2 separate regions of the Homo sapiens genome follow, and region 2 is linked to region 1. A link is a loop called in an ENCODE intact Hi-C map of the cell type or tissue named here. Cell type or tissue: Calu3. All regions are shown on one strand. Links, peaks and the distances in the headings refer to the core of each region. The heading gives the core; the rest is flanking DNA. Region 1 has its middle 34 kb from the start of CCDC63. Region 2 overlaps PPP1CC (protein phosphatase 1 catalytic subunit gamma).

Region 1 (2,917 bases), core at 268-2,767:
CTCCAACCTGGGTGACAGAGTGAGATCCTGTCTCAAAAAACAACAAAATCCCAGCTCAGCCACTTCCTAACTAAGCAATAAGGGATAAGTGATGTCACCTCTCTGAACCTCAGTCGCCTCATCTGTGAAATGGAGCTAATGATAATAGAATGGTGAGAGTCCTGGGGGACAGATCAGCCAAGAGTGCCCAGCATATTGCTGGCACTTATTGTGCAGGGAGGACACGTTGCTGTTTTTTGAGGTTTTTGTTTGTTTGTTTTTTGGTTTTTGTTGTTGTTGTTTGTTTTTGTTTTTGTTTTGAGACAGTTTCCCTCTGTCACCCAGGCTGAAGTGCAATGGCGTGATCTCGGCTCACTGCAACCTCTGCCTCCTGGGCTCAAGCGATTCTCATGCCTCAGCCTCCCAAGTACCTGGGATTACAGGTACCTGCCACCACACCCGGCTAATTTTTGTATTTTTACTGATCTGCCCGTCTCCCAAAGACCTGGGATTACAAACAGCCACTGCACCCAGCCACGTTGCTGTTTTTATCCCCGCCCAGCCTTGACCCCTGTCTGCCCTCCACTTCCCACCTGCCAGCCTGCTCCTCGACCTTGCCAAAACCCTCCCGCCTTCCACAGGATCAAAGTCAGAGAAATTAAAAGCCCAGCAGGATCCCTTAAGACTCAGCCAGCTTAGCAACCCAGGCAATTAAGAAATCTCTGTGATTTGAATTCTGAGCAAATCGGATCTTGAAAAAAAATGTCCCCAACTCAAAACCCCTCTGAGGAACTAAATCTGATGCCCCGCAAAGCTCTTTTTTTCAAGTCCTTTGAATCTTGAAAGGTAAGAGTTGTAAATATGTGTATCTTACACAGGGCTGCCCAATCCTCTCAAAGGTTTCAAGGTCAACGGAGATGTTAAAAATACAGGTTCCCCAGACAAACGCAAACTGAGGGGCATTCTACAAAACAAGTGGTCTAAACACTTGTAAAATATCCAAGTCTGCGGAGGCCAATGTGGGAGGATAGCCTGAACCCAGGCTGCCCTGGGCACCATGGCAAGACCCCATTTCTAAAGAAAAAGAAGAAGAAGGAGAAGGAGAAGGGGAAGGGGAAGGGGAGAAAGAGGAAGAGGAGGAGGAGGAGGAAGAGATAGAAGAAATAGAATGTCAAGGTCATGAATGATGGGGGTGGGGGGGTGCTGAAGAACTCTCAGATTAAAAGAGATAGGCTGGGCACGGCGGCTCATACCTGTAATCCCAGCACTTTGGGAAGCTGAGGCGGGTGGAACACTTGAGGCCAGGAGTTCGAGCCCAGCCTGGCCAACATGGTGAAAACCCATCTCTAATAAAAATGCAAAACAATTAGCCGAGTGTAGTGGCACACACCTGTAGTCCCAGCTGCTCAGGAGGCTAAGGCATGAGAATCACTTGAACCCAGGAGGCAGAGGTTGCAGTGAGCCGAGATCACACCATTGCACTTCAGCCTGGGCGACAGAGTGAGACTCTGTCTCAAAAAAAATAAAAGAGAACGAATTTTTTGTTCTAATATAACTAAAGCAATGTGTGATCATTAAAAAATAAAGGGGTGGTGACAATTAGGGAAACTTACCATGTACTGTGGATTAGATATTCACATTGATGCTAAGTATCCTAAATTTCATAATTCAGTGCTGAGTTATGTAAGAGAATTTCCTTGATCTCAGGAGGTAAGCTCAGGTAAAGAGGCATTACGTTTGTAACTTCTCAAATGATTCAGAAAAAAAAATACGCATATTTATATCTGGAAAGTGAGAAGTGATAGAGCAAATGTGATGAGCTATACATCACTCTTTGGAACTATTCTTGTGACTTTTCTTTAAGGATGAAATTATGTCAGTGAAAAGTTTTGGTTTTTGTAAAATACAGATCCCCGGGTCACTCACTGGACTTTTGGAGCAGCCCAGGAATCTGCATTTTTAGCACGCTCCCTAGGGCAGTTGGGCACACAAGAAGCCTGACACGGGAGCTCTGCAGACACGCAAGCCTACATTCCCAGAGGGCAGAAGCACAGCCCATAAGGTTCTTACTCTCCTGTCCCTCCCTGCTGTTCCAGGCAACAAGCAAAGAGCCACACATGGAGGGCTTTGCAAACCAACAGCGTGAGAGGTTCATCCAGATTTTTGCCAAGGGCAGAGCTAGCTCTGAGCCTCTAACCAACTCATCATTACATGACTTAAAATACAATTTGCTGAAGACAATCTTCTGGGAAGGGAGACAGAGAAAGAAAGAAACCAAGGGTCAAGGAGGAGGCAGCCAAGACAGGATAGAGGAGGACCCTGGAAACCAGAAGGCTCCTGTGAGTGTATGCATCAGGGGTAGCAGTGACATTGCTTGGCTTTAGCCCTCCTTAGTCATTTTCATCTGGGGACATCAGCAGCAGCTGCCATTTCTTAATGCATGGGAGGCACCAACAGCTCTGCCTGGCATTGGTGTTCAAATATGCCAGGGGGCTGCCTCATGAATGCAGGGCTGCTTCTCACAAACAGAGCCTTGGAAAAAGTGACTATACCCCACAAGGCAATTAGGAGAAAAACAACTCAGGTAGAAGCACAGCCCAGCCCAGCCAGGGGCTTGCAAACCACTCTGACCAGGACCCACAATAAGGAAGACATTTGCATCACAATCTAGTGACACACACACACACACACACACACAAACACACACACACACAAACACACACACACACTGTGATGGGCATGAAATGCTCCATTTCCTTTGGTTTTTTTTGTTTTTTTTGTTTTTTTGAGACAGAGTCTTGCTCTGTCACCCAGGCTGGAATGCAGTACATGACCTCAGCTCACTGCAACCTCCGCCTCCCAAGTTCAAGCAATCCTCCTGCCTCAGCCTCCTGAGTAGCTGGGATTACAGGCACGCACAGCCACACCCAGCTAATTT
Region 2 (2,917 bases), core at 178-2,677, 79 kb after region 1:
GCTCACTGCAACCTCCACCTCCCGGGTTCAAGCGATTCTTCTGCCTCAGCCTCCGCAGTAACCAGCCACCACGCCCAGCCTGATATGACAACTTTTAAGAACTCTCCAGTGTTCACTTGGACTGCCAAGCCCCATTTGAAATCTCTGTTAGACAATTCAACGTGAAATTTAAGAGTAATTCTAGATTTTCATACTTTGAAAAATACTCCAGTAAAGCCTGGTAAGCAAGTGGCCCTATTGTTTTATAATTTTATAGTGCAGAAACAGGCTTTTTGCTCATCAAAAGTATATAGTCTGGGCTGGGCACGGTGGCTCACACCTGTAATCCTGGCACTTTGGGCGCCGAGGCAGTGGATCACCTGAGGTCGGGAGTTCGAGACCAGCCTGACCAATATGGAGAAACCCCATCTGTACTAAAAGTATAAAATTAGCTGGATGTGGTGGCGCATGCCTGTAATCCCAGGTACTCGGGAGGCTGAGGCAGGATAATTGCTTGAACCCGGGAGACGGAGGTTGCAGTGAGCCGAGATCGTGCCATTGCACTCCAGCCTGGGCAACAAGAGTGAAACTCCGTCTCTAAATAAATAAATATATAGTCTGGAATATATGTTTAATTCTAATGCCACCAGTCAACACTACTTAAAGACTTATCCAGATTTCAGTCATGCAACAAATTTTGAGCACCTGCTGTGTGCTGGCTATGGCTGGTGTACACTACAGAGCAGGACTGCTGCTGTGGGTTTACATTCTACCAGTGGGTCCAGATGAGCCGGCAGAAGCAAACTGGCAAGTATAAAACAAATACAAGCATGGTTGAGGGGGTGTGGTGGGTAGTGACCTGATGTTGAGAGAGCCTTTCAAAAAGCATGCAGCAAGCTTGTGAGGGGAGAGGAGATGGATGAGAGAAGCTTTTCTCCAGGGTGAAGTGTGGTATCTGAGCAGAGGCCTGAAGTCTGAGCAGTTGTATGATAACTGATGGAAGATGGTTTTGGCAGTTTCTATCTTTATATAACTTTTTTCTTTCTGCTAATTTTAGGGAATTTAAGAAGCTTTCAGACCATGTTTGTTGATGTTTTTCATAAGCACCATTCTTTAAATACAAATCTTTATTTTCTCTGGAAAAGCTGCATCTAATCTTAATATTAAGAGTAATTTTTAAGGCCAGGTGCAGTGGCTCATGCCTGTAATCCCGGCACTTGGGGGGCCAGAGCAAGAGGATCACTTGAGCCTGGAAGGTTGAGGCTGCAGTAAGCCATGATCATGCCACTGCACTCCAGCCTGGGCACCAGGCTTCTTCAAAAAAGAAGAATTTTTAAATTGTTGTTAGTATTGCTTTTGCTTTTTACTGATCTCTGAATGTCCCCACCCAGAGGACAAACAGAAACAGAATAAAGGAGTTAAAACAAATATAAACTATGTTCAAAGGTGACAGTGGAGAGCGTCCAAAGCCAAAAAAAAAAATTGTTAGCAACATTGATTTCATCTGATGGCATTGACTAACTGCAATAGCATTCATAAAACAAAGCTTGCCATTATATGGTATGAGCTATTTATCGCAGAAATACTCTCCTAGAAGACTTAGAGTCAGCTATTCATTCATAAGTGTGGGACTCTGCTGAAAAAAATTCACGTTGAAACCAGAAGCTTCTAGGATTTCCTTCCTAGCCAAAAATAAAGCTTCCTGCTGGGCAGTCTGCCCAAGTTTTTGGTTAACTTATGGTGAAATCACTAATGATTGGCATTTTCTGGCCAATGAAGTGGGGATCCCATCTTTCACCGGGAGTATTTCCTGAGTTCTAACTCTGTATGTGTGTCTAGAGAGAAAAAAAATTACTTACGAAAAAAACATTTTTGTTGCTCAGTTGCTGTTTTATTAAATATGCATCTGTTTCATATCTTTCCTCGAAGACTATTATTACTATGCTTTTATTGCTTCTTGTTGTATAATATTTTTATCAGAACGAGACTTAGTTACATATTTTGGGGTCCAAAAGTGAACTTTATAACTGTAAAATTAAGGTACATTTAGCAGTTCCGTGCTACTTTATCTGTATCTAATGACTATCCAGTCTGTTACAACTGGAACCAAAACAAAATTTCTTTCCCACAACTACCTACGTGCTGACAAGTGAGTTCTGTTGCAAAGTTTGTACTTTGATAGAAGAACCCTAAGTGCTCTGGTGGTGTGGATGCCCCATGCTGTGCAATGATTTCTTTCTCCCATTATTATCTTATCTGTTCAAATTATTAGGGAACGTGCTTTCTTACAGTATAGCACATGACTGACATCCTTTGCCCTATATAGACATGAGCATAAACACAAATGCAGGCCCAGAAAATGCATGGCAAAATAAGTACAATGAACCAACATTTTCTTAATGAAATGAAAACAACACTAACATTTTTTCATAGGTAAATTAAATCAGAGATCCTCAGGAGGAGATACCCATGGTCCTCTGGAAAACACTGATGGGGGAGGGTTCTGAGTATTTCCAATCCTGTTTCTTTTCTTTTCTTTTCTTTCCTTTTCTTTTTTTTTTTTGAGACGGAGTCTCGCTGTGTTGCCAGGCTGGAGTGCAGTGGCGCGATCTTGGCTCACTGCAACCTCCGCCTCCCGGGTGCAGGCGATTCTCCTGAGTAGCTGGGATTACAGGTGCACGCCATGTTGGCGAGGATGGTCTGGATCTCTTGACCTCATCATGATCTGCCCGCCTCACCCTCCCAAAGTGCTGGGATTACAAGCGTGAGCCATTGCATCTGGCCTGCAGTCCTGTTTCTAACAGCATTCGCACAGACAGGATGGCTCCTTTTTTGGAATACTATAAAAGAAGTCTTACTTGGTATCGAAGATGCAATTAAGTCTTGTCTAAGATTTTAAGATTCTAATTAGACATTAAAACCATGTTTATTATAAGTG

What was found. A loop is a pair of places that touch in the nucleus more often than their neighbours do. Peaks named below come from ENCODE experiments on the same cell type or tissue, not always from the same donor. Only the 100,000 strongest peaks of a DNase experiment are listed, where the experiment ranks them.
Region 2: it touches region 1 in a loop (2.2-fold over the local background); 33 of 110 quality-filtered maps call a loop at or near these places.

What each region holds. Positions count from the first base shown.
Region 1 is chr12:110,811,177-110,814,093 of GRCh38, reverse strand. No RefSeq gene overlaps it. Among named protein-coding and RNA genes, the nearest start is that of CCDC63, 34 kb to the left of the region's middle. RefSeq lists an enhancer at 1-479. In Calu3, for the core only: no CTCF peak of the experiment used is centred there; no DNase peak of the experiment used is centred there.
Region 2 is chr12:110,732,021-110,734,937 of GRCh38, reverse strand. The region is part of intron 1 of PPP1CC (protein phosphatase 1 catalytic subunit gamma); the gene reads left to right. Among named protein-coding and RNA genes, the nearest start is that of PPP1CC, 9.4 kb to the left of the region's middle. In Calu3, for the core only: no CTCF peak of the experiment used is centred there; a DNase peak (open chromatin) is centred at 1,687.